4 separate regions of the Homo sapiens genome follow, and regions 1, 2 and 4 are each linked to region 3. The links are chromatin loops, found by intact Hi-C in ENCODE. Cell type or tissue: mammary epithelial cell. All regions are shown on one strand. Links, peaks and the distances in the headings refer to the core of each region. The heading gives the core; the rest is flanking DNA.

Region 1 (7,663 bases), core at 1,714-6,713, 78 kb after region 3:
TGACCTGCAGAAGGCCTCTCAGCACAGCCTGTGGCCCCAGGAATGCATGGCAGGAAAGGGGCCCCTTCCTCAGGGCCTCACACACGCAGGTTCTGCAGGGCAGGAGTATCTGAATGCTGTGATGCTCTGGCTAACAGGGAAACCCTAAAACTCAAATGACTGCTGCTGTCCACTGCAGACGCCCCTCAACACGGTGACTCTGTTAGGCACCGTGCTCGGCGCTCTGTGATTGCTGAGCCGCGTAGTCCTCACAACAGCCCTCTTAGTTTACAGGAGTGGAGAGTGGGCTACAGGGAGCTCAGGCCACCGCCTGTGGACACAGGGGCAGAAAGTGGTGGAAGCAGGCTTCTCTTCTGCCTTCTTCAGCTCTTCAACCTCTCACAGTGGTTCCCTTTTTTTTTTTTTTTTTTTTTTGAGTTTCACTCTTGTCGCCCAGGCTGGAGTGCAATGGCACAATCTTGGCTCACTGCAACCTCTGCCTCCCAGGTGGTGATTCTCCTGCCTCAGCCGCCCAAGTAGCTGGGATTACGGGCGCCTGCCACCACGCCAGACTAATTTTGTATTTTTAGTAGATTTGAGGTTTCACCACGTTGGCCAGGCTGGTCTCGAACTCCTGACCTCTGGTGACCCACCCACCTTGGCCTCCCAAAGTGCTGGGATTACAGGCGTGAGCCACCACGCCCGGCCCACCCTCTGACAGTGGCTTCTGAGTGCCCAGCATGTGCACAGGAGCCGGTAAGATGCTGAATGTACAGGGTTCACAAAACCCAGCAGAGACCCTGACCTTGGGGAGCTTGGGGCTTTGAGGAGGAGATAGAGACCCCAGCAGTCACAGAGGTGTGATGTTCTGAGCAGTGATACGAGCTGAGGAGTGAAGTGGTGAGCCTCACTCAGGGGATCTGACTCCTCCTGGGGGTCAGGGAAGGCTCCCTGCAGGGAGTCTTGAGCTTCCACTTGAGCTGCAATGTAGAGGATGAGGTGATAAGTGGGCAGTGGTGAGAAGGGGGTGCTCCAGGCGGGGGAAACAGCACGTGCAAAGGCCCCTTAGCCAGAGGGAATTGAACTTGATTGAAAGGAAGCTCTGACTGGTGTGAGAAGAGGCTGGGGAGGGGCCGGCCGGAGGGAGCCATATAGGGCAGAAGGTGGCATGATCTGATTTGTGTTTGAGGCGCTCCCCCCAGGTGCGGGGCTGTCCCCTCTCACACTGACGGAGCTCTGGGCCTTTCCAATGTCTGTGGGTCTGTGAGGCCCCCAGATTCCCTAGGCTGTGGCAGCACAGGGTTATCCACCCAGATTAACCTGTTTGCTAGAGGACTCCTGAAGCCTCTCCTCTCCAGTGTTGGCCCACGGGGGTTTCAAACCTGCGTGGGGTCTTAGGAGCATCACCCCAGGTCCCCATGGAAGCTAGACCAGGCTTCTGGATCTGCAAGCCCCCAGCTCTTGTGACAGAATCACCCCCTGCAGGAGTTCAAGGCTCCTAAAGTAAGCAGGAAGGGGTCAGCCTCGTGGGGGCTGTGGCCCCTGCTTAGCAGCAGCGCCCTTTGAGGACGGCTCTTAGGTAGGCTCAGCGGACCATTCCCCTTCTCGCCACAGCTCATGGGGTCTTCAAATGGGGTGTCTGACTGTGCTGGGCTATGGAGGACCTGCTGGGAGCAGGCATGGATGGGCAAGAAGAGGCCTGGGCCGCCTACCAGCCTCTGCACAGCCTTGGGCCGGTCCCTATCTGAAGCCTGGGTGCCCTGGTCCTGGCTGCCTGCTCTGATGTGCCCGATGGAGTGTATTGAACTCTGTGGCAGGTGGCTTGGAGGATATAGGGTCAGGAGTGCAGGCTCCAGGGCCTTCCAGGCCCACTGCTCACTGGTTGTGTGACCTGAGCCTCCAGCACCACCCTCGAGCCCCAGTTGCCTCACTGGTGAAACAGCGTACATAGTAGTAAGCACTCGGTGCTGCTGGAAGGACTGATGGGAAGCTGCCTGACCAGCTCGGAGAGGGGCCTCCATGGAGTGAGGGTACAGCTGGTGTGGCCCCACCACCTCCACTGGCCCAGCATGGCCAGCGCCCCTGCTCAAATGGCCCACCCACCTCGCCTCTGTCCACGAGTTCACTTCTTTCTACAACACATGCTTGTGAGATTAGGATTTGCTGCAGACACTTAGAAATGGGAAGATGTCACATAAAATTCAGCTTTCTGGCTGACATTTGTTGAAAAATTGGCAGAGGTGGCCATGCTAGGCTCCTAGGCCACAGGCCAGCCACCGGGGCAGCTGAGAAGAGACCGCCCTTCGCATTTCCTGCCAGGACACGTGGGGGCCTACCGGGCTGAGGCAGGAACCCTCCTCAGGGCCCCCAGCTCTGAAGATGTGCACCTTCTGGACCCTTGACCACTACCGCAGCCCTACCAGGGGGCCCAGCACCTCCCACAACAGGAACCCCACTCCCACCCACCCATCCCATCCCAAGAGCTGGGCCTGGGAGAAGATGCACTCTCACAGCCTCCTGCCCAAACCAAGGGCCTGGGGTGGCCACCCTAGGCCTGGCCCCACAGTCCAGCATCCCCAGCCCCAGGCAGAGACCTGGGGCAGCGGCCAGAGCCCAAGGCTGCCCTTCCCACACAAAGTGCCCTGAAGGAACCAGGACAGGGTCTTACCTTCAGGGCTACTTCTGGGGATAGAATGGACAGAGTTGGGGTCTGTGTCCTCCTCCACGTGGGAATGGGGCAGAACTTGCGGCTTCCTGGGCACTTCTCGGGTGGGTGGGATCCAGGCTGCATCAGGCAGTGATGTGGACAGGATGTTGTGGGGGCTGGGCTTGACTGGGTCCCTGGGAGAGCCAGGCACGGCCTGAGTTGGGACGAGAGCAGCCTTGCCCAGGCTCGGTGCATGCGTCACGCCCTCCGGCCCAGTGCTGCGGGACGTGGCTTGGGCATCCAGGATGAGGTTCTCTTCAGGCCTTGCCCCAGCTTCTGCCCTTGCCCCAGCTTCTGCCCTCTCCTCCTGGATAGGAAGACTGGGTCCAGCTGGGGCTGTAGTGGGCAGCCCATCCAGCCCCCTGTGGCCACCTGCTGCCAGCTGCTCAGTGACAGCCATTTCCTCTCTCTCCTCCTCCTCCTCTTCTTCCTCCTCACTGTCCTCGGTCACTCTCCTAGCTTTGGCCTGCACTGGGGCTGGGGGACCCAGGGCAGCAGCCGCTGTGGGCCTGGGGAGGACAGCTGGCCAGGGGGGTGCCTGGATGGTGGACAGTGGCTGACTCCCACCTCCCAGAGCAGCTGGGGGGCCCCCTGCGCCTGCCTGGACTGCACCCGCCTGGACCTCACCCCCCAGGGCTGTTGCTGCTTCCACCTCGGCCACCTCCTGGTCATAGCTGTAGGGGTCTTCGTAGTGTCGCTCGGGGTCACCCTCCTCGGCATCTGAGAAGTTCCCGTGGCAACCGGGGAGCTGGTAGCAGATGAGCTCTCCACCGGCGTCAGGGCAGTGGCAGGCCCGGCAGGGCGGCAGGTGAACAGTGTGGCCAGCGGCGTACTTGTGGCCCGCGTGGACGCAGCCCACCTGGCCGCACTGTGGGCAGCTGTCAGCCACCACTACAGCCTCGATGCAGTTGGGCGGCAGCTCCGGGCACAGCATGAACTGGCAGCTGATCTTGCCGCCGCCTGGTGGGCAGGAGCACTCAGTGCTCCCGAAGTCCACAAAATAGGACTGACCGGCGGGCACGCGGCCGCGCACGAAGCCACCCTGTAGGCAGTCATAGTACTGGTAGCCCTCGCAGGCGCAGCCCTGCTGCACACACGTGGCACAGCAGGCACCCGGCTCCAGCGCCTCCTCAATGCAGTTCTCCAGCGGCGGGCACTCCACGCCCGTGCAGTCCTGCCGAGGGGCAGCTGCGGCCACGCTGGGGCCCAGGGCCAGGGCCAGGCCCAGAGCAAGCCAGGCTCCTGCAGGCTCCCAGAGCAGCACCATGGTCCAGGCCAGCCCAGGACGGTCCCCTCTCCTGTAAGACCCTGGGGGAATCAGAAAGGAAGCCTGTCAGTACTGGGTGTGCACACACAGACACGGTGCACACCGGCACGCACGCGGGCAGGGGCCCAGCCTCAGCCACCTCACACGCATGCGCTCATCCCCAGGAGCACACTAAGCACTGCCTCACACACACACACAGGCTCCGCCACACATGGGTCAGATCACACACAGGTGAGTGTCTAGTCGCTGGGCGCCACAGGTGTTGACCTGGAGTCGCTGACAGCCCCACACGTGTTTGCTGGGCCACTCCATCCTCCATCCTCACCTGCATTCTGAGGCAGGTCCTCTGAGTGAGCCCTCGTGCCCACACACACACATGCACAGCCCCACACCCACTCGGTCACACTCACCAGGGCACGTCAGGCAATATGCCCCATAATCCTCTATGCAGTTACACACGCTGTCTCACCCACAGCATGCCCACGTGCCAGTACACACCCTGGGCGGTCTCACACGCACAGTCCCACGCACACACCCGACCAATCCCTCCCCCCAGATCCTTGACTCAGTCCCCAGCCACGCACCACAGCTGCTGGCCAGAAAATACAGTCAGTGGGGAAATGCTAGGCAAGAACAAGACGCCCCCTACAGCCCCAGCCCGCAGACCCTAGGACTCAGGAACACACCTCTGAGACCCTCGGGACTGCAGGCTTAGCCCCAGGGGACGCTCCTGTCCCCCTCCCCAGTAGCACTGGCAAATGCATCCTGATGCCTTGCTGTCCCTAACACCCCACCAACTCCCCCAGTCATGTCCATTCTCCCCGCAATCTGTCTCCACTCCCTCCCCACGGTCTCTACCCCTTCCTTCCATCTCTAGGCCCTGTCCCCACTCCAGTCTCAGCTCTGATCTCCACTGGAACAGCCCCGCCACCTCCCTGCCCACCACTCCTCCCCTTTCCCAGGGAACCCAGTCTGGCCTGAGAGCAGCTGGCCCCGACATGCCACGGCCCCACAGCCCGCCCCAGTTTCCCATGGCCAGAAAGGAAAGGTCTGGATTCCCAGCTGAGCCTGGCACTCAAGGCCCTGCAGGAGCCATCCCAACCCGACCCTCCCACAGGCCCTTAGGCCTGAACTCCCCCAAGGGCTCTTCTCCCCTCTCATCTTGCACAAGCCACTCAAATGCCACCTTCTCACCAGTCCTCATGCCTCCTCCCTCCTCCACCCTGGCCCAAGTCCCCAGTGCCTGTAGCCCCACTTGTGACCCAGTGGCCGTACCTGACTCTTATAGACAGCGTGCTCCCCAAAGTCACAGGCAAGAGCTCCTTCTCCGACTCCCAGCCTAAAGCGCAGCCCCATAGGGCAGTGACAGAGGGACAGCAGGACTCGTTACCACAGCAGTGGTCCCCAAGCCTGCCCCATTTCTAAAGGAACGCCTCCTCTGCACCCAGCCCCTCTAGGAACCAGGGGTTTATCAGCCAGCAAGACAGGTTCCCAGCGTCCTCACAGCACTGACACCCTCAGGGGTGGAGGGGCAGATAATAAACCCAAGAGCAAATCTGTAGAGAACTGAACGCCAGGCAGGCATGAGCCCCATGATGAAATAAATGAAGGGAATCAAGGAGACGGAAGGAGGACGTGGCAGTGTCAGGGGAGCCCGTGTCAGTCCGGCGGAAGAGGAGGGCTTCTCTGAGGAGGGCGTCAGGCAGGGAGTGGCAGGGCCAAGGGGCTGAGGCCGGACCAGCAGCAGAAAGGTGAAGGACAGAGAGGGCCCCCAGGGCTGAGCCACATCAGCACACGGGTGGTAACTGCAGAGCAACGGGCTTCCAGCCTGCTGTGAGGGCCTCTGGGCGTGCCTGTAAGCGCTGGAGCCTGGGACTCTCCAGTGCAAGGGACCCACCCAGCTGCCCACTGCGCTGAGACACGGGAGCCAGCAGGGAGCAGGTGAGAGAGCCCAGGGCAGTGAGCGAAGAGAGGCAGGAGATGGTGGCACAGGGGATCTATTTTGAAGGTAGGACCCACAGGATTTGCTGATGGATAGGATGCAGCGGACAGAAGACAGAAGTCCAGGAGCGCCTGGAAGGGGGAGTTGTGTGACCGAGGCAGGGAAGGCTGCGGTGGAGGGCCATGGACGGGCAGGGAGATGGAAGCCCATGCCCAGACCAGGCTCAGGGCCGGCGGAGTGCTAGGGAGCCTCTGGGGCCTCGAGGGCTGACGCCCCTGCCCTCACACTGAGGTGCCACCTCAGGAAGCTGGAGGACTCCGTAAAGCCACTGACATTAGGAATGGGCCCCTGGGAGAATCAGGGCCTTTACTCCCAGTCAGCAAAAGCAAGGACCCTCCAGACTGCAAGGGAGAGGCCCTCAGGTCCACTCTCAACAGTTCTTTCTGTTTGTTTTTAGAGACAGGGTCTCACTCTGTTGTCCAGGCTAGAGCACAGTTGTGTGATCATAGCTCATCGCAGCCTCAACCTCCCGAGCTCAAGCGATCTTCCCACCTCAGCCTTCTGAGTAGGTGGAACTACAGGCACACACCACTACACCCAGCTAATTTTTTTTAACAAGGGTCTCACTGTGTTGCCCAGATTGGTCTTGAACTCTTGACCTCAAGCGACCCTCCTGCCTCAGCCTCCTACAGTGCTGGGATTACAGGCATGAGCCACCGTGCCAGCTGACAGTGTCTTTTAAGAAAGGAAATCTTTGGCCAGGCGAGGTGGCTCACGCCTGTAATCCCAGCACTTTGGGAGGCCAAGACAGGCGGATCACTTGAGGTCAGGAGTTCGAGACCAGCCTGGCCAACGTGGTGAAACCCTGTCTCTACCAGAAATACAAAAATTAGCCAGGCATGATGGCGTGTGCCTGTAATCCCAGCAACTCAGGAGGATGAGGCAGGAGAACTGCTTGAACCCCGGAGGCGGAGGTTGGAGTGAGCCGAGATCGTGCCACTGCACTCCATCCTGGGGAACAGAGGGAGACCCCGTCTCAAAACAAAAGGAAATCTTTGGTGAACTGAGACCCAAGCTCCCTGCCCTCCTGCCTTCAGGTGCATCACACACCTAGGCATGAACGTTGTGTCCTGAGAGGACAGTACCCCAGCCACAGGACACAGGGCTGTCCTAGAACTTCTTCCAGAAGAACTTCCTTCCCAGCCCACCCTGCCCCACCACCCGGTCCACCAAGTCCATCCCCTTGCTCTGCTCACCGGCACAGCCCCCAGGGTGACCTGGCCCCTTGGCCCCCCAGGCCCCCAGCATCACATTCTGTCCATGCTTAAGCAATCCCAAACCTCAGGCTTGCCCATCTCCCCACTCCAGGCCCAGGGCAATGATAAAGAACATCAGGCCCAAGCCTGACTCTGCATTTTCCACATTTGCTGCGCAACCCCAGGCACGGCCCTGGCCCTCTCTGAGCCCTGGTTCTGCATCCACCCAGTGAACGTGTTCCACCATACCTCAGGTCATAGTCGGGGGCCCACCAGCATTATCTGGCCCATAAGTGCTTTCGTTTGGCTCACACAGTGGGTTTCTCATTTTAAATTGGTTACCAGCATGCATAAATTGAAAACGTTCACATAAAAATTCAGGTTTCCAACTCCTGTTTCAAGCCACAGAGCTCTGGCCACCCTGAGATGTCACATGGGGTGTGAGCTCCCAGGTTCCCCAAGTCGTCTGGGCCCCCCCAAATGCATGCAGCTCAGAGTATCCTGGTGCTGTC
Region 2 (7,663 bases), core at 945-5,944, 150 kb after region 3:
TTTGTGCAGCAGAGTACCATAACATCATTACTATGCCAGACTGAATGCTAGGCACCTGGTAATACCAAGATGGAAGAGACCCAGCCCCTGCAGAGTGGGGCTCCCCTCAACTGTGCAGTGGCCCAAGGTGGACTCTCCCCTGCAGAGTTCAGAGCCAAAGGCTGGGGGACCCTGCTTTAGGGCTCTACACGATCCAGTACGCATCTTTCCATGGCCATTTCCTCATCAGTGAGACAGGCCTGACAATTATGCCCAGCTCAAATAAGAGTCTGGGTGAAGGCCGGGCGTGGTGGCTCATGTCTGTAATCTTAGCACTTTGGGAGGCCGAGCGAGGTGGGCGTATCACCTGAGGTCGGGAGTTCAAGACCCAGCCTGACCAACATGGAGAAACCCTGTCTCTACTAAAAATACAAAATTAGCCGGGCATGGTGGTGCATGCCTGTAATCTCAGCTACTCAGGAGGCTGAGGCAGGAGAATTGTTTGAACCTGGGAGGCGGAGGTTGCGGTGAGCCGAGATCGCGCCATTGCACTCCAGCCTGGGCAACAAGAGTGAAACTACGTCTCGAAAAAGAAAAAAAGAGCCTGGTGAAAAAGAGCTTTGTAAATTGTCAAGTGCTGTGCCTCCAGGAGGGACAATGACAGGGACAAGGGAGACTCCCGTGCAGCCCTCCCATGAGCCAATCTTGTGGGAGATTCAAGGGGGCTGGGGAGCACGGGCCCTCTGGACCCTTGAGAAGGTGGTGGTATTGACCCAGGATGTGCCCACCCAACCCAACATGACCAAGCCTCTGTGGGCTGTCCTGGGCCCCAGGACACAGGTGGAGTCCTTCAGGGAAGACACAAGGCAGGCTTCAGACCATGCTGAGCTGCCCAAGGATGGCACACGCTCTCTGGAAGGGAGGAAGCTCCCTGCCACCGGAAGTACGCAAAGAGGGGGCTGGGGAACCACCCGGGGACCTCCTTAGACAAGGATCCCACGTCAGATGGAGGCACTGGTCAGTCTCTCCCAGGTACCTAGGAGGCTACACATCAACCTCCAGGCCACTCCACAAGGAGGCTAGGGTGACTTGGGAAAACCAGAGCTTCTGAATTCACAGCTGCCACCTCCAGGATCCTCCCGCCCTCCCCCAGCCCCCTTTCAGGCCAGTTCCACCAAGCCGGGCTGGACATTCCCGAGGACATTCCCAGCACTCACCCACGTTGATGGCCCAGCCTCGCTCCACAGCCAGCTTCCCCGCCTTTGGAGACAAGCAGAGGGTGAGGGGGCGCAGGCAGCCGATCCACCAGTCATTCATTCACTGATTCATGCACTCATTCCATAAACACTGCTTCTAGCCAGCTCTGGGGGAAGGATGAGCTGAGCTACAAGGCAGGGGTATAGAAGGAACTCCCTACCCCAAGCAACAGTCCAGGAAGTAAGTGCCAGCTTGGCTGGCATATGAGATGTACAGTGCATAAGCACCTTTGAAATTGTGCAAGGAAACTGGAAAAAATAAAAGTACTTATCATCCATCACATATGAGCTGACAATAATTTTGATATGGCTTTCAAAGGGAAAATAGGCAAAGTTTTGCTCACAGAAATACAGTAGACTGGGCCAGGCGCAGTGGCTCACGCCTGTAATCCCAGCACTTTGGGAGGCCGAGGCAGGCGGATCACTTGAGGTCAGGAGTTCAAGACCAGCCTCGCCAACATGGTGAAACCCCGTCTCTACTAAAAATACAAAAATTAGCCAGGCAGAGTGGCGTGTGCCTGTAATCCCAGCTACTCGGGAGGCTGAGGCAGGAGAATCACTTGAACCCAGGAGGCAGAGGTTGCAGTGAGCCAAGGTCACACCCCTGCACTCCAGCCTGGAGGACAGAGTGAGACTCTGTCTCAAAAAAAAAAAAAAAAAAAGCAAAAAAAGAAATATAGTAGACTAAATACTGAAATCTTCCAGGAAATCATAGTTTTGGGGATGGGCAGTAATATTCTACTAAGCTAAAGGAAAAAGTACAAATTTACAAACATAACAGAACTGTAGGGGATCAGTAGGTAGTGATCCAGGGCTGGGTTAGATCCTCATACATTTGCATGTGAAACATTCCTCTATCTCCAAATAACTAGGCAGTGTGTGGCACATTTTTTTAAAAAAACCACACACACAATGTGAAACCTAATTTTGCTGTGGGGATTCTTTGTTGCCACACCCGCAGTGGGGGAGACGTGGAGGCTTATTCATCACTGAAGTCATGGAGGATCAGTTCTCCATCTTAATTTTGGGTGCATTAGGGCTGGGCATGGTGGCTCAAAGCCTGTAATCCCAGTACTTTGGGAGGCCAAGGTGAGTGGATCATTTGAGGTCAGGAGTTCAAGACCAGCCTGGCCAACATGGTAAAACCCCGTCTCTACTAAAAATACAAAAATTAGCCAGGCATGGTGGCGAACACCTGTAGTCCCAGCTACTCAGGAGCCTGAGGCAAGAGAATCGCTTGAACCTAGGAGGCAGAGGTTGCAGTGAGCCAAGATCACACCACTGCACTCCAGCCTGGGCGACAGAACGAGACTCTACTCAAAAAAAAAAAAGAAAGAAAGAAAGAAAAAACTGGTGAGGGGGTGTGCCTTAAAGCCATAGTGCTAGGATATCCGCTTTGGTGGGTGGAGAGGTATATTATATACTAGCAATTACGGTAACAAATAGGAGGTCATAGGAGAAGGAACGATGAGAAGAGAATTCTGATGTCCCAAGATGGGGAAAAAAGGCTTTTGGAGAAAGGGTCATTGTTGCCGAGCCTTGAGGAATATTTAGGATTCTGTTCAACTACTAAGTGGGAGGAGGGCATTCCAGGGCAAAGGAGGTGAGAAGGACCCTGGGGTGTGGGGGCCCCCAGCCCAGCCATGCCCCCCCACCCCACCTACCATTATGGTTCCTCCTGTCTGGGTCCGAAGGGGCCTCAGCACCTTCCTCTGCACAAGGAAGTTGGGGAGGAAGATAACGGGGGGGATTTCTGTGATGGTAGCAACAGCAAAGGACCACTGCGGAAAAAGACAGGGGCTGTTGGCCTCCGCTTCCCCACCCTGAGGCAACCCGTGAGAAATTGGTTCCCCGGGAAATGCCTTGAGGACAGTTTCCAGGTGCCCTTGGATGAACTCCCTGGTCAAGCACACTTCCTTTGGTAGAAATGAGAGCCAGAGCCACAACCCTACCAGGCTCCTGGCAAGCTCTGGGCTCAGTAAAGAGCAGTTTACACAATGCATTTCTTAAAGCTAGTTGGCCAGGGTTCCTCAGCGTTCTGAGGCCCTTGGCTGCCCTCTTGTGCCCAGAACAGGAGGTGCAGAGGGCTCCAAGTCAGCAGTGCAGGTCTAGGACTGCTTTGGGATAACAAATTAGTCTAGACCACCCACTGTACAGAAGGGGACACTGAGGCCTAGGCAGCGAGGATCTTCCCAAGGCCACACAATGAGTCACTGACAGAGCTGGGACGGGAGCCCTGGCCTCTGGCTCCCTCGCACTGCATTGCCTCTTTGTCCATTGGGAATCGGACCTTCCTGGCAAAAGGGATGCACTGCCCTCATCTCCAGCTGCTGAGGCTGGGGGGGTCTACGGTACCTGAAAGGTATCTGCACTAAGATCAGGACAGAGTGTGCCCTGTGACCTCCAAGTGCACCAGGTAAATATCCATGGCACTGGCTGCCCAGCTGAACCCAAACCCCAAGCCATCTCCTGGCTGAAAACGCATCCCTGCTCCCCACCCACGCGAGGCAGAGCCACTCACTTTGTAAATATTTACTAAGTGCCTGCTAGGTGCCCCAGGTGGGCACTGGAGGGCCCATTCTCATGCCAGGACACTTGCAGACACTTATTTGCAGTGTGATGAGTGTGGTGATGAAGAGGAGAACTGGGTGGGGGTTATTAGAGAGGCTTTCTGGGGGTGATGGCATTTGCAGGAGGTGAAGAGTGAATAGGAGTTATCCAGATGCAGAGGTCAAGGGAAAAAGGTATCTGTGGGCAGAGAAGTGAGTCCATGATCTAGAGAAGGTGGGTGCAGCTGGAACAGGGCAGGCTGAGCTTATCACACAGGGCCTGGTCTCCTAGCACAGGCTCACACATTGTCGTCAGGGCAGTAGGGAACCATAGATGGTGCTGTCCCAAGCTGCACTAGCTGCAGCAAGGAGAACCAATTAGGGGAACAGGAATAGAGAAGTAGCAGCCCTAGAGAGGAAGCATGAGATAAGAAGGGTCTGGGGTGGTAAGAGGAGCAGGTATTAGCAGGCAGCATGCAGGGACAAGGGGTAGAGGGCCCAGGTGTCGGGTCTGGGGCCTGTGAGGGTAATGGCACTTGGAGGTGAACCTGAAGCAGGGTACAGAGGCGGCACTAGGTTCTGCTCTCTATGGGCCAAGTCAGCCCCTGGGGCAGCCAGGTGAGACAGCTGAGGTTTAAGTGAGACTGGAGCTCAGAACAGGGGTGGGAGAGTGGGAGGTGAAGGGCTGGGTTGGGACTGCAGGCTTCCCATGCTGAAGGGCAAGGCCCAGAGAGAGAACCCCTGGGGACGATCAAGGGCTTCCCTGGGACAGGGTGAGATGTGGAAAGACCTAAGGTGCAGTGCTCAGGAGGCCAGGTGGAGAGAGGGTGGCTGGAAGGAGCAGGTGGAGGGAGGCACCAAGCTGCAGACATTCCATGAGAGGAAAGTGGGAAGTGTGGCCATTGCGTTCACCAACCAGGAGGAGGAGTTTTAGGATGGGAGAAACACGAGCATGTTCAATGACAGACAGCAGGCAGCAGGCAGGGAGAGGGTGGCCAGGGATGGGTGTGATGGCAGAGGGGTGACGAACCTCAGAGGGCCAAGAGGTGCTGTAGCCAGGCCACTCAGGGCCGGACAAAAGGCAGGACACACCCTAAGTCAGGCCCCAGCAGGGGCCTCATGGCTTAGGCCCTGGCCACCAGGGGAGGCTTCTGTCATAGTCCTGGGGGTGCCAGGCACCCAGCCTGCCCACACTGCTGGGGAATGCCCATGGCCACCAGCCCAGGCCGGCAAGGGCGGCTGAAGGCGGGGGAAGCTGGCATCACTCCCTCACTCTGGTAGAGAAGGCAGTGAGCAGGGTCCCACTCATGGTCGGGAAGGAGAGGTGCCCACGGGGCACCACTTCCACAAGCCCAGGCCCTCTGGCGGTAACATGGAGGCATCACAGGGCCTGGGAAGGGGTGGGAGTGTAAGAGCTGGGACCAGCACAGCCAGACAGCTGCAGGACACACCCATGAGTGTATGTATGTGTGTGTATGTGTCTTGTGTATACATGTGTGCACAGGTATGTCCGTGTGCGTGTGTGCGTGTGTGTATGTTGCGGGACAGACCCAGAGAAAGGAAGGTCCCTGCCTGAGGTCATCAGCTCCTCTTGTTCACCACACTCATCCCACTGCCCGGCAGAGGCCCCGCGTGTGGCTGGCATGGAACCATGGTTTTCCATGAACGAATGAGCAAACAAACGAGCCGCTGAAGGAGCACATGGAGTCACAGCCTCCCTCCCTCCCTGGGAAGCCAGCAGGGGACACAGACTGGAAGACAATGCAGCCGAGAGCCCAGCATGGACACAAACCACGAGAAAGGCATTCTCTCGTGTGCTCCACAGCCACGGGTCTCGCACAGCACTCCTCAAGGAGGCTTCCACCGGCAAGTCGTTTGGGAAGCATGGCTTATGCCGCCTGCCTCCTGGAGATTTGCAGCACATCCTAGCATGCTAAAGGCTCTGAGAAGTTCTGCAGCAAATATTCCATTCTAACTTTGCTCCCCCCAGATGTCAGAAGATCTGCCTGCCCTCTTTGCCTTTTAAGTCACACACACTAACCTTCTGCAAAACTGCAGTGGCATGGGACACACTTGGGAACCTCAAAGAGGTTCCTTGGTATCCTCCACAGATTGGACCTGACCTGGTGCAGGGGCCAGGTGCAGCCACCCAGGAGCATGCACGGGACTTGGCCAGCAGGACCAGCCCCCACAGGAGAAAGTATGTGTGTTTGCTGTGCCAACGTTGGCGAGACGAGCCCCTCAGCGGAGCAGCAGGCTTCGGGCAGTGAAGAGGAGGCTGGCACTTGGGCCTTCTCCTGGTGCAGCAGTGGTTTCTGCACAAGGCAGTGATGTGGTTGCCAACACCCTAGACCAGCACCATCCAATCCAGTGGCTGCCAGCCACAGGTGGCTACTTACGAGTGATTGTAAATTCATCAAAATTTTAAAAATTCAAGTTTGGTTCCTCAGTTACACTCTCCATATTTCAAGAGCCACATGCGGCCAGTGGCGACTGGACTGCACAGAGCAGGTCTGAGCATTTCCATCATTGCAGAAGGTTCCACAGGGCAGCACCGCTCTAGGAGAAACCACCCATCAGTGGCCAAGGTGAGAAATAAACAGAGTGGGTGGGGCGGACTAGTGGCGGGTCCCTGGGTGAGGGGAGGAGAGGGAAGAGGGCCTGGGCTAGAGCAGGCTCTATGTGGTCAGAGGAGGTGGCAGGTAGGAGGAGCTCAGGGCACCACCAGGTGACATCTGGAGATTCACTTTCTGACCAACACTTCCAGGGATAGCCCCCGAGGGAGCTGTGGGTGGGGCAGGTGGGGGGTGCTGCACTGCTGACAGATACCTTCTCTGGGACATGCAGCATGCCACGGTGGGACTGCCCAGATCCAGCAGGTCAGGCTCCCTGATAGTCTCGCCCTGGGCAAGGGCACTGTGGGTGAGGCTAGGACTGGGGTGGACAGGCTCAGAAGTTCCCCAAACTGGTCCAAGTCTGGGTTCTGCCACTGGCTATGTGAATTTAGAATTCACTTCTCTGTGCCTCTGTCTCATCTATAAAACAAGGCTTTGGATGAGGACTTAGAGGTGGAAACCAGTCAGAGAGGCCTGTCCTCCTCATCTAATCTAAAATCCCCACACCCAGCCAGGCTTGGTGGCTTACATCTGTAATCCCAGAACTTTGGGAGGCTGAGGTAGGCGGATTACTTGAGGTCCAGAGTTCACGACCAGCCTGGCCAACATGGTGAAATCTGGTGTCCATTAAAAACACAAAAATTAGCCGGGCATGGTGGCAGGTGCCTGTAATCCCAGCTACTCAGGAGGCGAGGGAGGAGAATCTCTTCAACCCAAGGGGTGGAGGTTGCAGTGAGCCAAGATCGCACCACTGCACTCCAGCCTGGGTGACAGAGTGAAACTCTGTCTCAAAAAAATAAAATAAAATACTCCCACCTGGGGCCCCCTGGAGCCCACACCTTGGCTTCATCTTCCCAGATAGCACTTCTCTCCCTGAGGCTACAGACTGTCCCGATTAGCATCTATCTCCCTCAAAAGGATGCCAGCTCCAGGAGGACAGCACGCGTCTGCTCACTGCTGTGCAGACAGTGCTGAGGCCATGCCTGGCACACAGTAGGTGCTGGCCATGCATGCCGTTGATCCCCTTTTCTGGCTGGTGCACCAGAGCCCTTCTCCTGACAGAAGCCACCTCACCTGCATCATCCCAGGAGAGCCATGACTGACAAGGGCCTGTAACAGCCAGGCCACATGCTTCTGGGCAGGGCAACCCTGTGGTGACATTCACGCCCCAGAGATCTCCATGGAATCAGGCTGAGGCCACACTTCCAAATCCACATCTGTGCTCAGCTGCTCACTCTGCCCGCTCCCCACTGCCTGTGCCTCT
Region 3 (7,663 bases), core at 1,567-6,566:
GGCTGGACTCCCTGTGTGGCCTGGGCCAAATATTCAGCTCTTCTGGGCCTCAGTTTCTGTGTCTGTAAAACGGGGATCATCATGGAAGGAAGGAAGAGTTTAGTGAGGTAAGAAGGCTACACAAGTAGCCCGCCTGTCTCCCTCAGGGGAGGCAAGACAGACTGGTTCCAGACCATTTGCTACCCCAGGAAATGGCTGGGCAAGGTCTCTCTGAGAGCTGGAATGACCAGGCTGAACACAGGGCTGTAGGTCAGGCATCTGCTAGAACCCAGGTACTAGAGATCAGAATGCCCTATACACACACACACACACACACATACACACACACCCAGAACAGTGGCAGACACCCCCTCCCCTCCTCAGATGCGTTTCACCAGGTTCCCCCACACTCACAGCCACGCGCCTACAGAGATGCAAACTCACACACAGCTCCCGGTGTCCTGCAGGCCTCAGGGTAGCCCTGGTCCCAGTGTGCTAGGGACAGTCCCACCTCATATCCACTGCCTTGGCCTAATTAGCAGTGCCCCTTTCTTATTCATGTCCATGTCCACAATAAACTGTCTGATAAACCACTACATAGCGGACACACTGGTGTTGCCTTTCCTCTCCAGAGAGGTTCTCAACCATGCATGTGTGTATGTGTACACACGTGTGTACATGCAAGTGTGCGTGTGCATGTGTTCATGTGCGTGTCTGCGTGCATGTGTGTCTGCTTGTGTGCATGTTAGTGTGTGTGCGTGTGTGTGTGCCAGAGACGCCTTTGGCAGTCTGGGCAAGCCTGTAGGCTCTTAAATGCCGATTAGATTTAAATTATAGTTATCAGAATACTAAAAGGGGTCTGTGACGTGGCGCTACCTGGGCTTCCTTCTTAACCCAGTGAATGACACGGTCTAGCAGCGGGTCTAATACCCACTGCAATTTCAAAGTACTAAGGAAGGAAAGCGAGATTGCGCCATCTCTGAAATCAGTAGTGCTACTATAGCTCATTGCGTTCATAATTAAAGGACATGCTATGTTCCAATTAGAGTACAAAAGATGTTATTTCTGCCCATCCACGTTCACGCACCCCCACCTCGATTTCTCTCCAGGTCCTGAAAGCTGCTGTGCGACGCGGTCCTCGGACCTGGCCACCTGCCTCGCCCCGGCCGGGCCTGGCCTGCACTGGCCCGCACCGGCCCGCACCGGTCAGCACCGCCTCGCACCGGTCAGTACCGCCTCTCCGCTGTCCGCTCCTGCGCAGCCGTCCGCAGTTCCGCATGCCACCGCCAGGTGTCGCTGCACACACGCCGTGGCCCCGAGGCTCCTCTGCAAGCCGCTCCGCGAGGCTCTAGGGGGCCCCCCAGGGTCCTGTTTCCCGCGGCCCGCAACTTATCTGTGCACAGAGCACCCCCACGCTGCGCTAGGAACTTCCGCTGCTCCCCCACCACCTCACTCCTTCGTGCCTTTGAGCATGCTGCCTGCAGTGCCTGCCCTGATCTCCGGCTGGGTGATTCCTGCTGCACGTCAAAACCCACTGGAGGCAACACCTCCTCCAGGAAGCCTTCCCTGATGCCACTATAATGGCCCCTCTTGAGTTTCCACAGCCCCCTGTGTCTGCCTCATCATTGCAGTGACTGCCAACATGGTTGTGTCTGTTTCTGTGTCTGACTCCCCACTAGAATGTGAGCTTTGGGAGTATGGGGAGGGCCACGCAGTGGGCTGTTATGTTTTGTTTTTTAAGTAGACTTAATTTTTTAGAACAGTTTTAGGTTCCCAGGAAAACTGAGCAGAAAGTACAGAGAGTTCCCACACACTCCCTGCCCCTACACGTGCACAACCTCCCCTCTATCAACATCCCCAGCAGAGGGGTGCATGAGGGACCTGCACTGCCACATCAGTGTCACCCACAGCCCATGGTTTACGTGAGGGCTCATTCTTGAAGCTGTACATTCCATGTGTTTGGACAAATGTACAACGACCCTTATCCACCATTATTGTATCACACAGAATAGTGTCACCGCCCAAAAAATTCTCTAAACTCCACCCGTAATCCCCTGTGCTCCCTTCCCCCTAACCCCTGGCAACCACAGATCTTTTTACTGTTCCCATAGTTTTGCCTTTTCCAGAATGTTGTATTGTTGGAATCATACAGTGTGTAGCCTTTTCAGATTGGCTTCAGATTGGCTGGGCCACATGGCAAAACCCCGCCTCTACAAAAAATACAAAAATCAGTTGGGCGTGGTGGTGCATGCCTGTAGTCCCAGCTACTCAAGAGGCTGAGGTGGGAGAATCACATGAGCCTGGTAGGTTGAGGCTGCAGTGAATCGTGATTGCTTCACTGCACTCCAGCCTGGGTGACAGAGAAAGACCCTGTCTGAAAAAAAAAAAAAAAAAAAAAAAAAAAAAAAAAAACAGCCAAACTGTTTTCCAAAGTGGTTGTGCCATTTTGCATTCCCACCAGCAATGAATGTGAGTTCCTGGTGCTCCACATCCTCGCCAGCATTTGGTGTGTTAGTGCTTTGGATATGAGCCACTCCAGTAGGTGCGTGGCAGTATCTCATGGTTGGTTTAACTTGCAGCTCCCTAATGATATACCTATGTGGAGCATCTTTCAGGTGCTTATTTGCCATCTGTGTATCTTCTTGAATGAGGTGTCTGTTTAGATCTTCTGCCCACTTTTTAATTGGGTTGTTTTCCTATTATTGAGTGTTAAGAGTTATTTGTAGATTTTGGATAATAGTCATTTATCAGCTATGTCCTTTGCAAATATTTTCTCCCAGTCTGTGGCTTTTCTTCTCATTCTCCTGAGCAATGAGGTTTCCCTTACAGAGTTGAATCCCTGTGTGGCCCTAGGCAAGTCATACACTCTCTCTGAACCTCAGTTTCCACCTCTATAGATGGGGCTGGGAGCCCTCCCTCCAGGTTGTAGGTGGGAACAGGATCTGAGCAACGCAGAGCCTGCCAGCACAGAGCCTGGACACGGCAGGGGCTGCCGGTAGATGCTGGTGGAACTGAGTCACCTCCATTCCCTTGGGGGTGCATTTTGCCCACAGTTCCATCATTAAAGCCCCTAGCTATCAACGATGGTTCCATCCATGGCAGAGCAGGCCAGGCCAAGCCAGCCCACAAATCTGTTTGCAGGAAGATTCCTGTGGTTGGAATCCCTTGGTCTTAGGAATGGGTCAGAGGAGCAGACCCCAGGGAGCCCTTGGGATCATGGACAGACCTACTGTTCAAGGGAGGGGTGGCCACTCTGCCCAAATTCCCTCAAGGACCACCCCTCACTCAGTATCCCATCCTCTCCCCACTTGGTCCCCACAGACCTCTGGCCTCTGCTCCCACCGCACCTTTCCCTCCAGCCACACTGGCTGTGGGAAAGCCTTGCAGCCCTTCCTGCAGTCAGAAACACCTTTCCCCCGTGCCACTTGTCCAAATCCACCCCTCCATTAGTTGCAGGCAGAGCGGCCAGGCTGGGGCTGCAGCCACGAGGGGGCACTGTTGCCCCGCAGCTGCGTCAGAACTCATCCACAAAGCTGGAAGGTGCTTCTGTCCCACCAGCTTGCAGAGCGGCAGGCGAGGAGAATGCCTGTCTCACAAAGCTATGGAAGCTAAACGAGGGGAACGTCAGTGGCCCCATCCCACACCCGGGACCTGCTGGGGCCGCTCTGATACCTCCTGCGATGGGTGCTCACTGCCTCCAGCCAGGCTGCCCAGCCCTTGGCGGGAAAAGCTCTGCCTGGAGACAGGGCTTTGCAGTGGACCCAGTCTATTTTGCAGAAGCCATAAGGTGCTGTGGGGCAACGGGGTCTTCCAAATGAAAAACGTTGAGAAGAACAGATTTACCTTGGGAACCATAAGAAAGAAGCAGTTTGGGGTTTCCAGAGCAGCCCAAAACCTAAAAGGGCACGTGAAATTCCTCAGTGTTGACATGTTGGCTCAAAACTTTTCTAAATATTGTGCCCAAGCCAAGCAATGACCCACTTGAGCCTACAGCCCACAGGATGGGATGCTGGTTTTGGGTGTAGCTCAGTGACTCAGAGAAAGCAGAACCCTTAGCGCCCGTGTGCAGAACAGCCGGCAAGCAAGCGCGGCACGCCCCTCCACTTGGCACATCTCAGGAAGTGGGATGATTGATGGGGACGCACAGGCTTTCTGGAGGGCAGCCTGAAAAAATGGGGTCAAAACTGGAGTACAGACACCCATGATCAGCAGTTCGCTCCTTGGTTGCATGTCCAGGGAAGTCCACAAATGGGCCCCCTTCTCTGCAGCAGAGTCTGTGGGGTGCGTACCTGGGAGCAGCCTGGACACGTGATCCCAGGGAAAGTGTGGGGTGCCCCTCGGAGGACTCCGTAGCAGGCACCAGCAACAGACAAGATGTGCGCCAACAGGAAGGAACACTTAACACTGCTGACTACACAATCAGGGAGCCGAGTGGCATCCGTAACACCAGGCTGCAAAGCAACTGCAAATATGTGCACCAAAGAGTGCACTGCAGCGAGTGGGGAGGAAGAGAAACTTCACAGTGGAGAGACCCAATCAGCACGACCTCAGCCAGATGGGCAACGCCAGCATCACAAGGGATGCCTCATGTTGACAGCAGCTGCCCTCCATTGGATGTGCTGATCAGGGCACTTTACCTCTGTGATCTTCCTCCCCAGACCCACAATCCCAGTCTAATCATGAGAAAAGTGTCAGACAAACCCCAGTAGCGGGCATCCTACGATGTATCGGGCCAGTCCTCCTCAACTGTCAAAATCGTCAAAACCAAGGCAAGAGCCAGGCATGGCGGCGTGTACCTGTAGTCCCAGCACTTTGGGAGGCTAAAGTGAGAAGATTACTTGAGACCAGGAGTTCAAGACCAGCCTGGGCAACACAGAGAGACCCCCCCCCATCTCAAAACAAAAACAAAATCCCAGAGCTAGTCTAAGAAACCGTAATGTGTATCCCAGAGGAGGTCCTGGGACAGAAAAAGGACATTAAATAAAAGCAAAGGAAAGCTAAATAAAGTATGGACTTTAGTTAAGAATGTATCAATATTGATTGACACATATCTCACTGTGCACATATAGTAATGTAAGGTGTTAACAGTAAACGGAATTAGGTGGGGGACTACTCAGAATTATCTTTGCACCTTTTCTAGAAATCAAAAACTATTCTAAGACTAAAACTTTATTTTAAAAAATACATGCCCACCGCACCACAGTACCCATTTTCTAAACCAATTTTCAGCACAGAGATACACAATGAAGGTGTTAGGATGGAGGCCGGCGGGGCAGGGATGGGGATATTGACACAGCCCCCAGGGACAATGGTGTGGGTGAGTGCCAGCCTTCACCCCCTAGCTCTCCAAAACTAACCCAACAGGAAGGCCAGGGGCCCCAGGCACTCCCCACATGCCCTCTGCATGCCCTGATGGTGGGGCAGCTGCACAGACCTGCCCATCATGGTGTGCCCATCTCTAGCTGGTCCCAGGCTGGCCATGCCCAGAGAGGACAGGCAGGCTGACCCAGGTGTGGGCCCCACAGGCAGCAGGAAGGCCCTGGCAGGGGAGGCCAGCAGGTGGGCTGGGTGCTGCCCTGACCGTGTGGGACTAACACATATGAGTGTGTCTGGGGTCTGGGGACCTGTGTTCCATTCCACACACCCCTCCTCAGGGCCGGGAGAGCAGCGCACATGCGGGAGGGTGGAGATCATGAACATGGGTGTGAATGTCGCTGCTCTAGCTGAGATGGGTCCGCCAGGCTTGTCCAGTCTGAGATGGGTGAGTCACTGTCTTGTCCCTGAGATAAGAGAGGGGCCCAGGCATGAGATACAGCCCAAATGATAAGACTGGCATCCCAGGACCCCACACCATAGCATCCCAATATCCCCAGAGGGATCAGCTCCAGCAGGGCCTCCCTTATAATCCATTCTCCAGCCTACAGCCAGAGGGGTATGGGGAAATGCAGTTCCAAGGCTGTCATCACTGCCCCGTGCTTCAGCTGCTCCCAGTGCTCTGGGGATTTGCTCAGAGCCCTGGTGGAGGCTCGTGGTGCCTTGCTGACCCTGCCTCACCCCACCCCCTCCACCCTCATCCCTCATCCAGTCCTTCCAGGCAGATCAGGCTTCTCCGCTTCAGAAGCTTTGCACGTGCTGTTCCCTTGGGCTGGCATGCCCTTCCCTGCTTTTCACTGCATCCAGCTGGACTTTTTTTTTATTATGTTCAACAGAAAATTCACAATCAGGTCTTCGGCCTGCCACTCAGCTCTGCCTGCCCTTCCCCTTCAGGAGACAGGTGCCGCTTTGTGAGCTGCCATAGGCTTTCTGCCTCCCGCTTGGCCACCAACCTCCAACTCACAGCTCAGACTCTCTCATCCCTCTGCAGGGCAGTATAACTCAGCAGTCCAATTCCTCTGGTCTTTGTAGCCATCATTCCCTCAAATTTTTCCAATGCCTGCATCAGCATTCCCAGCCACAGCATTCCCTCTACCAGCATTCCCTGTGAGTGTTCCCGGGCCACCACTGGTGCCATCTTTAGCAATCGTGCTGCCACCTTGTGCTGGGGAATATCTGTGCCCCAACCACCAATGAGCTCCAGTAAAAACTCTGGATACCAAAGGCTCAGATAAACTTCCTTGGTTGTTTATCCTCTTTGTGTATTATCATACATCATGTCTGGGAGGAGGTCACACCATCTGAGACAACCAGAAACTCCATGTTTGGACCCTTCCTGGACTTTGCCCTCTGTGTCTCTCCCCTTGGCTGGCTTGGATGTGTATGCTTTCACTATAATAAAATTGTAATAAGTATAGCACTTTCCTGAGTGCTATACTTTTCTTTGAGTCATTCTAGTGAATGATTGTATCTTAGGGTGGTTACAGGGACCTCTGACTATGTCACCAATTGATCTGAAGGGACGGTGATCCTGGAAACCCCATTCTCGGCTGGTGCCTGAAGTAAGAGCAGCCTGGTGGGGACTCCTTCCTTAAACTCTATCATTTGCTGAACTCCTTACAGTTGGTGTCAGAGTTGGGACTTTCTAGACCAACCCTGACTCACTGGAACATGTGGTTTGGGAAGAGTAAAAGGGTAGGAGCTGAGGAAACTTTCATTCCTGGTGGTGGCTGTGCTGCAATCCATTTTTTGTCTTTTTTTTTTTTTCAAGTACACTTGCAGGTAGAACCAATACAATCAATTTTTTGTAAGGTAAAAGTTATCAATGGAATTTAGAAATGAGGGATCCAACTCCTAAGCAGTTGGCTCACTAGAATATAAGGAAATGCAAAGAAACAACAAAAAAGGAAAATGTGAAATCCCTTGGTTATTGTTATCTGCAGTGGTTAAAAGGTAAGTGAGTGTAGGAAGGGACCCTGGTGCTGAGCCAAGATTCTGGTCAGCCTGGACCACAGCCTCTAGCCTGAAGCCCTACCCAAGGAATGTGTGGGGTAGATTCCGATGCTGGGCCAGGGTACAGTCAGTTGACCCAAGGTGTAGCTACTGGCCTCAGAGCCTCCTCCAAAGGGAAAAGTGTGCCGAGACAACAGATAGTAAAGGTTTTCATAAGAGCATGGACAAAACAAAGGGGTAGGACCAAGGAGAGAGTCAAGGGACTCATCCCAGCAGGGTGGAAGCTTTTAAACAGGTGTTAAGAAATAAGATGAATAAAGTGGATATTGATGAGGACGAAACAACGGTCTCAATGCAG
Region 4 (7,663 bases), core at 1,250-6,249, 420 kb after region 3:
CTGTGCCAAAGTTTTGAAGCACGAAATTAGACAAACCCAGCATTGGAGAGCTAGGGGAAGCTTGTATTTTAAATTCCACTGGGATCCCGGAAGTGGCATGCAGAGCGCGTCAGTTTCGCCTTGTCAGTCATTGCAGCAGCCCCCACTTCAACAGCACTCACCTGCCTGGCCTCTTGTCTGAACAGTTTGCACATTTTATCTTGATTCACCCTCCCCACTTTTTGGGGGTTCTGGGTACTAGAATTATCCCCATGTTACAGGGCACAGAGAGGGGAAGTGCCCCGCCCAAGGCCATACCACATGTGAGCAGGGAGCCGGGCTTTGCTCCCCAGGAGCCTGCCGGGAGCCCTCACTCTTCCCTGGGGAGTTCAGCACCTCTGGACCTGTTTCTCAAGGAGCCAACCAGGAATCTGTGAAACAAGAGCAAGGAGAAAAGACAGCAGGCTACGTGGCAGGGAGAATCCCCACCCGGCTGTGAGGACAGTCAGGCGGAGGGGAGGAAGGGAAGAGAGTGGGGTTATGTCGAGCTGGGTGGGGAGGCTGGGGCACAGTCCGGGACCAACCCCTTGAGGCTTGGATAAACATAATGTGGTCTGTCCACACGGTGGAATAGACAGACTGTGGAACCTGCCACAGGAGGCTCCCAGGTGAGTGGAGGTTGGGAAATGGTAGCGGGTGGCTCAGCCAAGTCCACAGCACAGCCAGAACAGGGGCCTGAAGCCAGGACGGTCTGCAGCCGCCAGTGAGCAGGCAAAGTGGTGAGGCCTGCAGACCCCTCAGGATGGAGGAAGGGACAGTGCTGGATGGAGGGTGGCATGTCTCAAAGTGTGTTCCCAGAACACTTGCATCTGGTCCCTGGGGTGGTTGTTGGCACGCAGGTGCCCAGACTCTGTCCCAGACCTGAAGTCTGGGTCTCTAAGAGACTCTGCCCTGGAATCTGCATTTCTAATGAGCACCTCACGTGACACTTTGTTTTCTGTGATAAAATACACAGCGTAACATTTACCATTGTCACCATTTTTAAGTGCACATTGCGGTGGCATTAGTACCTTCACTTTGCTGTGCAGCCACCACTGCCACCCATCTCCAGGACCTTTTCCTCCTCCCAAATACAAACTCTGCCTCCATTAAACATCAACTCTCCATCCTCCCTCCCCCAGCCCCGGGCACCCACCATTCTACTTTATGTCCTGCTAGGGACCTCACACAAGTAGAATGAGACTGTTTTTCACGTTTCGTGACGGGCTTATTTCGCTTCACATAGTGTCCTCAGGCTTCATCCATATTGTTGTGTGGGTCAGAATTCCCTTCCATTTCATGGTTGGATTCGATTCCAAGGTGTGTATAGACCACATTGTGTTTATCCACTCAGCTGTGGACACTGGGGTACACTACTCTTTATTTATTACCTAATAATATTTAATACATAATTTTATCATTATTCTCCAAGTCTGTGTAGCCCATGAGGCTGTGGCTCTGTCTCCTGCGCCCCTGACTCCAGCTCACTTTCGTGGACTGTCACATCTGACCTGCCCCCTGCCCTCTCTCCCCAGACCTGCAGCCGGGCCAGGCTGGGTCCTCTCTCTGCTTGTCACCACCCCGTGAGAGGCCTCCCCGCCTTTCTTCTCCCTGCCACCTCCCTGCCTTGCTGGGAATGCAGATGACGCCTCCCTGTGAATTACTGCTACAAGCGTTTCCTGCGACAGCCTCCTGCCAGAGAGGGAGGTCATCAGGGAGGTGGACAGAGACCTAGCCTGGGTTGGGGGCAGTGGACCCCCTTCCTCCAGAGAAGAGGGCAGCAGAAGCCACTCGGCGTTGGTGCCCCCCAGATCCTGCTAGCTGGGCACCTTGGCCCATGTTCTTGTTTCCTCCTGTCTATGATAGGACAGTGGTGGGGCTGAGTGGCTAGTGCAGGGTCTCAGAACAACCCATCTAGGATAGCAAACACTTCGCAACTCCCTTTGTCGTCCTGAAGTGAGACTCAGCTGAGAAAGCACACCCAGCACGTATTTTATAAAAAAACCAGTACAGTGCCCTAACTATTATAAAGTAGAAGGCAAAGGAAAGTGAATTATGATCCAAGTAATCCAGGTTTCAACACGTCAGTGCACTAGGTTGGGGCCCGGCATGTTTCTCCTCCGAGGCAGGGGAGGCAGTGACATCCGCCTCTCGGCGTGGGAGCACCAGAATGTGACTGCTGCAAGTGCATTGGAAGAGCAGATGTCAGCAGCTCAGAAGTCATGCACGGCATCGCCAAAGGGGGTGTGAGTTTCTGAAACCATGAACAGCTTTGGTCAAGTTCAAAATAAAAATAGTCCAACTTCCTGAGGTTTAGAGACCCGTTGTGCTCTTGGGAAAGTCAGTGCTTAGGTGGAAATCAGAGTTAGGGTCTTGGCATAGTAATTTATAGTTTAGAAGAAACATTCACATTCATTATTGCATTTGGTAGAGACAGCAAAGTAGGGCTCATCATCCCCATTTTATAGAGAATAATAGTGTCTATTGTTTGTGTCCCCCAGGTTCACATGTTAAAACCCTAATCCCCATCATGTTGATATTTGAAGGTGGGGCCGTTGGGAGGTGGTGAGGTCATGCAGGTGGAGCCCTCATGATGGAATTTGTGTCCTTATAAAAAGAGATGAGAAAGCTAGCTTCCTCTCTCTCTCCCCACCATGTGAGGCTGCAGCAAGAAGACCAGATCCCCGCTATGTGGCACCCTGATCTGGACTTCCCAACCTGTGAGAAATAAATTTCAGTTTTTAAGCCACCTAGTCTATAGCATCTTGTTATAGTAGCTCAAACTAAGAGAGACAGATGCACACATGTGTGCACACGTGGGCACACACACAGACACACACACGCACGGGACTTCAAAAAGTTCATGGAAAATGAGTATTATTTTTAAAAACTCTGCATGGATTTCCAAATTTTTTGCATCAAAATAAACTTGTACTAACTTGTAACATGTCCAAACAGGATCTACTTTGAGGTCCTAAGAAGAATAAGACATCAGTTTGAAAAGAGCTCCTATCAGAGTAATAATAATTCTGCTAAAATTGAAACAAAAGCAAACATCAAATTTATGGTAAAATCATCAATACTTTATGAAAAGTTTAAGGGGACAGTGCCCCAAAGAAATCAGCAGTTTACAAATGGATACCTCCTTTTAAGAAGGAACAAGATGATGTTGAGGATGAAGCCCTCTGTGGCACACAATCCACATCAGTCTGCAAGGAAAATATTCATTTTGTCCATGCCCCAGTTGAAGAGGACCAATGGGTAACAGCAGAACAATAGCCAACACCATGGTCTTCTTTCTTAGTTCAGCTTATTCTATTCTGAATGAAAAATTATAGTTAAGGAAATCTTTCTTATAGTTAAGGGTGCCAAAACTGTTGCTTCCAGATCAACTGCAGACAAGGGCAGAGCTTTCCATGGAAATTTTTAGCAAGTGGGATCAAGATCCTGAGCATGACTTTGAAGAACTATAACAGGTGATGAAACACAGCTTCAGTACAACCCTGAAGACAAAACACAATCAAAGCAATGGCTACCAAGAGGTAGAAGGGGTCCAGTTAAAGCAAAAACTGACCAGTCAAGAGCAAAGCTCATGGCAACAGTTTTGGGGATGCTCAAAGCATTTTGTTTGTTGACTTTCTAGAGGGCCAAAAAACAATCACATCTGCTTATGATGAGTGTTTTGAGAAAGTTAGCCAAAGCTTTAGCAGAAAAACACCTGGGGAAGCTTCACCAGAGTCCACCACGACAATGCCACTGCTCATTCCTGTCATCGAACAAGGTCAATTTTGTGAGCGTTTGAGGGGAAATCATAGGCATCCACCTTACAGTCCTGATTTGGCTCCTTCTGACTTATTTATGTTTCTTAATCTTAAAAACAACTCTAAAGGGCACCCATCTTTCTTCGGGTAATAATGTAAACAAGACTGCATGGATATAGTTGAATTCCTGGGACCCTCTGTTCTTTATTCTTTAAAGATGGACTAAATGGCTGGAATCATCACTTACAAAAGTGTTTTGACCTTGATAGAGCTCATGTTGAGAAATAAAGTTTATACTTTCTATTTTTATCTTTTAATTCCATTTTTCCATGAACATCTTGAAGTCCCCTCATATTTCCTGTATACCATATGCCAGGCACTCTTCTGTATATTTTATGCATATTAACTCAAACTTCAAAGCAGCCCCATGAAATAAGTGCTATTTTTATTCTTACTTGACATATGAAGAAACCGAAGCAAGCACAGACAGGTTGGGTCACTTGCCCAAGTTCACACAGCTAGGAAGTGGTGTGTCTAGGCAGAGCCCTCTAGAGGTGCTGGCTGAGCTGTGCAGAAGAGGAGCTTAGCTCCTGGATGGACCTGGGGATAAGCATCCCAGCAGGGGGAACAGTGTGTGCAGAGGCTCCAGTGTAGGAACAAGTTTGGCGAGTTTAGGGGGAAGAACGAAGAATGAATAGATGGGTGTGAGTCCACCTGCCAGCTCAGATCTCTTTTCCCTGACGAAGTCCCTGCTGACCCCTCAAGGTCCCCCCTCCTCCCACCACATTTCCCCTGCATTTGTCTGTAATGCACTCGTGTGACAGTCAGTCCCGGGCAGCCTGTGACAGCTCAGCCATTACTGCCTCGATTGGGCATTCATCTCTTGCACAGCTGTTTAAATTGTCACACAGAAGGCCATAAACACTTCGACAGCTAAGATGAGGGCTTCCCCTGTGATGGCAGTGCCTGGACCCCTGTACACTCAGCAAGCATTTGAAGGCTGAGTACATTTATGCAGTAGCTGTTATAGGCCAGGCCCTGTCATCATAGTATGTGTACATCAAAACAGCACATGGTTGTGAGAGAACCTCACCATACTAAGAACTTGACAAACCAAACAATATCACAGCTTTAAAATTTGCAGGTAACTTACCAAATGCTGTTTAGGGGAAAGGTGAGATTTGAACCCAGGCAGTCAGGATTTGATGTTACTCTGTTCTGTGCTGTGCCAACTGTGTGAGGGTGTATATGAGAGTGTGTGTGTGTATGCCAGTGGTGCCAGCCCATGTCACAGGCTTATTTGTTTATTCCATAATCTATACTGTGTGCCAGGCACCAGGCCAGGCTCTAGTGGTGAAAAGAGAGACGGACAGATGGAGTTGTGGAGTTCTCAGACCAATGAGAGATTGTCCTAGGTGCCAGGAGGAGAAAAGAGAGGAGACAGACTAAACTGAGGTGAAGCAGTGTGGAAGGCCTTGCTGAGGAAGTAGCATTTACACCAAGTCCTGAAGGGATCCTGTCGGTACCGAGAGCCTGGGAACAGTGTTTCCAGCAGCAGGAACAGCATGTGCAAAGGCCCTGAGGTCAGCACAAGTTTTCTTGTTTAGAGAGCTAAGAGGTCAGCAAGGTTGGAGCACAGAGGGCAAGGGTGAGAGGAAGGAGCTGAGATGGGGGAAGTGAGCAGGGCCAGATCCTGCCACTCCTTGCAGGCCCTGCAAAGGTTTTGGTAAGGCTTTAAAGATTTCAAAAAATTTTAAGGTATTAGGACCTTTGCAAGCTAAAATAAGATTTTGGTTTCTTTTCAAAGTTGCAAGAAATAGTTTAATCTAAGATTAATAAAACAGTTACTATAATGTCTCCCATTCACCACGCATTTGGTGCCTGCTGTCTTTAATTCCGACCACGCCTGCCTGTAGGTTGTGGCTGTCTCCAGCTAACCTGGGAAAGAGTGGCTCTGGGAGGGAAGTGACTTGCCGAGGTCATGCAGTTCCAGCCCACGAAGCCCCACGTGTGCGCTTCCTTCCCCTGCTCCTTTGTTTCCGGTCTGGTAAATGGGGATCTTTAGTGATCTTGAGGCTTCTGGCACGTTCTTAGTACAGTGTGTTCCTATGCGCCTTGTAAAGCAAAAGCAACTCTGAACTTCTTAGCTCGCGTCATCAGCTGTTCCCAGGTGATGGCACCTGGGCACTCCCAGCAGGGCTGGAGGTGGAAAAGATGGACTTTTCAGTGCATTTACCAGCAGGAGCCGGGCTGCCTGGAGGTCAGGAGAGTAAATCACACCTCCCAGGCCTGAGAGCAGGAGGCGCATAGACAGCAGGGACAGCCGAGGGCCTCAGAGGAACCATCGCTGGCCCTTCACCCTGTTTAGAAACTGAGGCCAGGCTGCTGGGGATGGTGGGGGGTCCTCGGCAAGCTGGGGTGGAGGCAGCATCCAGGCTGAGGATCCAGCCTCAGGCCTCGGCATCCGTGTGGGCTTAGCCTGCCTCCTGCAGCTCCAAGCCAAGGCAGTGGTCTCTGTTCCTCACGTGTGGACGTCTTCCTGTGAGATGCCTCCCGGAAAGTCCCCACTTTGCTGCCTGTCTCCACAACCCCCTGTCAGCCACTAGTGAATGACGGTGGACCCCTTCGGAATCTGCCCCTCCAGCCCTCTATCGCCCCACCTGGCCCCGGCACTGCCAGCTCTCTCCTGGTTGTAGCCTTAAGAACGGTCCCCCTGCTCTGCCCATCAGCCCTGGTCCCTCCTCTGCTCAGCACCCTCCCACAGCACCCACCTCACCCAGGTGACAACCAGAGTCCTCACAGTGGGCACAGCCCCTGCACGATGTGTCACTATCACCCCTCTGACCTCATATGTTACTGCACTTCCTCTTGCCCCTCCAGTGTCCCCACTAGAACATGAGCTACGAGAGGGCAGGATTTTTTTTTTCTTTTTTCGTTTTCTTTTCTTTCTTTCTTTTTTTTTTTTTTTTTTTTTGAGACAGAGTCCCGCTTTGTCGCCCAGGCTGGAATGCAATGGCGCAATCTCGGCTCACGGCATCCTCTGCCTCCCGGGTTCGAGTAATTCTCCTGCCTCAGCCTCCCGAGTAGCTGGGATTATAGGCGCCCGCCACCATGCCCAGCTAATTTTTGTATTTTTAGTAGAGACGGGGTTTCACCAGGTTGGCCAGGTTGGTCTTGAACTCCTGAACTCAGGTGATCCACCTGCCTCGGCCTTCCAAAGTGCTGGGATTACAGGCGTGAGCCACCACGCCTGGCCGGAATTTTTTTTTTTAGTGACAGTATCTCTGTCCCCCAGGCTGGACTACAGTGGCATGATCATCGCTCACTGCAGCCTTGAACTCCTGGGCTCAAACGATCCCAAACGAGGAGTTCTGCCTCAAGGACTCCCTCTGCAGCAGGGAGGACTCTGCTGGGTGTGCGGAGAAGCTTTTCCAGTCCTTGGGGGTGGAGGCTGTGCCTGGAGGTGAGGAAGCAGAGACCTGGGGGTCTCCCTGAGATCTGGAGGGTCTCCATCCTCGTGGGAGGGTTTGGGCCTTTGGGATCCCTTCTAAACCTGAGTTTGTATATTTCCATGATTTCCTCCCAGAGCTCAGGCCTCTAACTGGGAAAAAGCCAATTATGCAGGAAGCGTTGACTTTTCCATGAAGATCTGACATGCTGGGGCATTATTGAAGGAGTGTGGAGAATCAGGCACAGCAGCTGCCACGTGCCCACTTACTGGGTTGATGAGGCAAATTTTTAACCATTTTTTTTTTTTTTTGGTAGAGATGGGGTCTCACTATGCTGCCTAGGCTGGTCTTGAACTCCTGACCTCAAGCAATCCTCCTGCCTTGGCCTCCCAAAATCACTGGGATTACACCTTGCCCAGCCTGGGGGGTCAAGAA

What was found. A loop is a pair of places that touch in the nucleus more often than their neighbours do. Peaks named below come from ENCODE experiments on the same cell type or tissue, not always from the same donor. Only the 100,000 strongest peaks of a DNase experiment are listed, where the experiment ranks them.
Region 1: a loop joins it to region 3, with 16 times the contacts of the local background. A loop is called at or near these places in 12 of 110 quality-filtered maps.
Region 2: a loop joins it to region 3, with 17 times the contacts of the local background. A loop is called at or near these places in 110 of 110 quality-filtered maps.
Region 4: it touches region 3 in a loop (5-fold over the local background); 4 of 110 quality-filtered maps call a loop at or near these places.

Annotation. Positions count from the first base shown.
Region 1 is chr3:13,566,646-13,574,308 of GRCh38, reverse strand. It overlaps FBLN2 (fibulin 2), which reads right to left. Exons shown (of 18, transcript NM_001004019.2): 2 at 2,648-3,994. The coding sequence starts at 3,953. Among named protein-coding and RNA genes, the nearest start is that of FBLN2, 21 kb to the right of the region's middle. RefSeq lists enhancers at 2,124-2,840, 4,445-5,404. In mammary epithelial cell, for the core only: a CTCF peak has its summit at 3,647 (motif pointing left); no DNase peak of the experiment used is centred there.
Region 2 is chr3:13,492,089-13,499,751 of GRCh38, reverse strand. HDAC11 (histone deacetylase 11) reads right to left here. Exons shown (of 10, transcript NM_024827.4): 4 at 2,900-3,016; 5 at 1,197-1,239. Among named protein-coding and RNA genes, the nearest start is that of HDAC11, 16 kb to the right of the region's middle. In mammary epithelial cell, for the core only: CTCF peaks have their summits at 3,301 (motif pointing left) and 5,142; a DNase peak (open chromatin) is centred at 3,251.
Region 3 is chr3:13,644,243-13,651,905 of GRCh38, reverse strand. It overlaps LOC100293612 (a long non-coding RNA gene), which reads left to right. Exons shown (of 2, transcript XR_110033.3): 2 at 3,430-4,793. LINC00620 (long intergenic non-protein coding RNA 620) reads right to left here and starts at 1,185. Exons shown (of 6, transcript NR_027103.1): 1 at 1,073-1,185. RefSeq lists an enhancer at 3,548-3,707. In mammary epithelial cell, for the core only: a CTCF peak has its summit at 3,467 (motif pointing right); DNase peaks (open chromatin) are centred at 3,485 and 3,995.
Region 4 is chr3:13,226,466-13,234,128 of GRCh38, reverse strand. It overlaps a transcript of IQSEC1 not described here. Among named protein-coding and RNA genes, the nearest start is that of IQSEC1, 160 kb to the right of the region's middle. RefSeq lists an enhancer at 1,793-2,294. In mammary epithelial cell, for the core only: a CTCF peak has its summit at 4,329 (motif pointing left); a DNase peak (open chromatin) is centred at 4,328.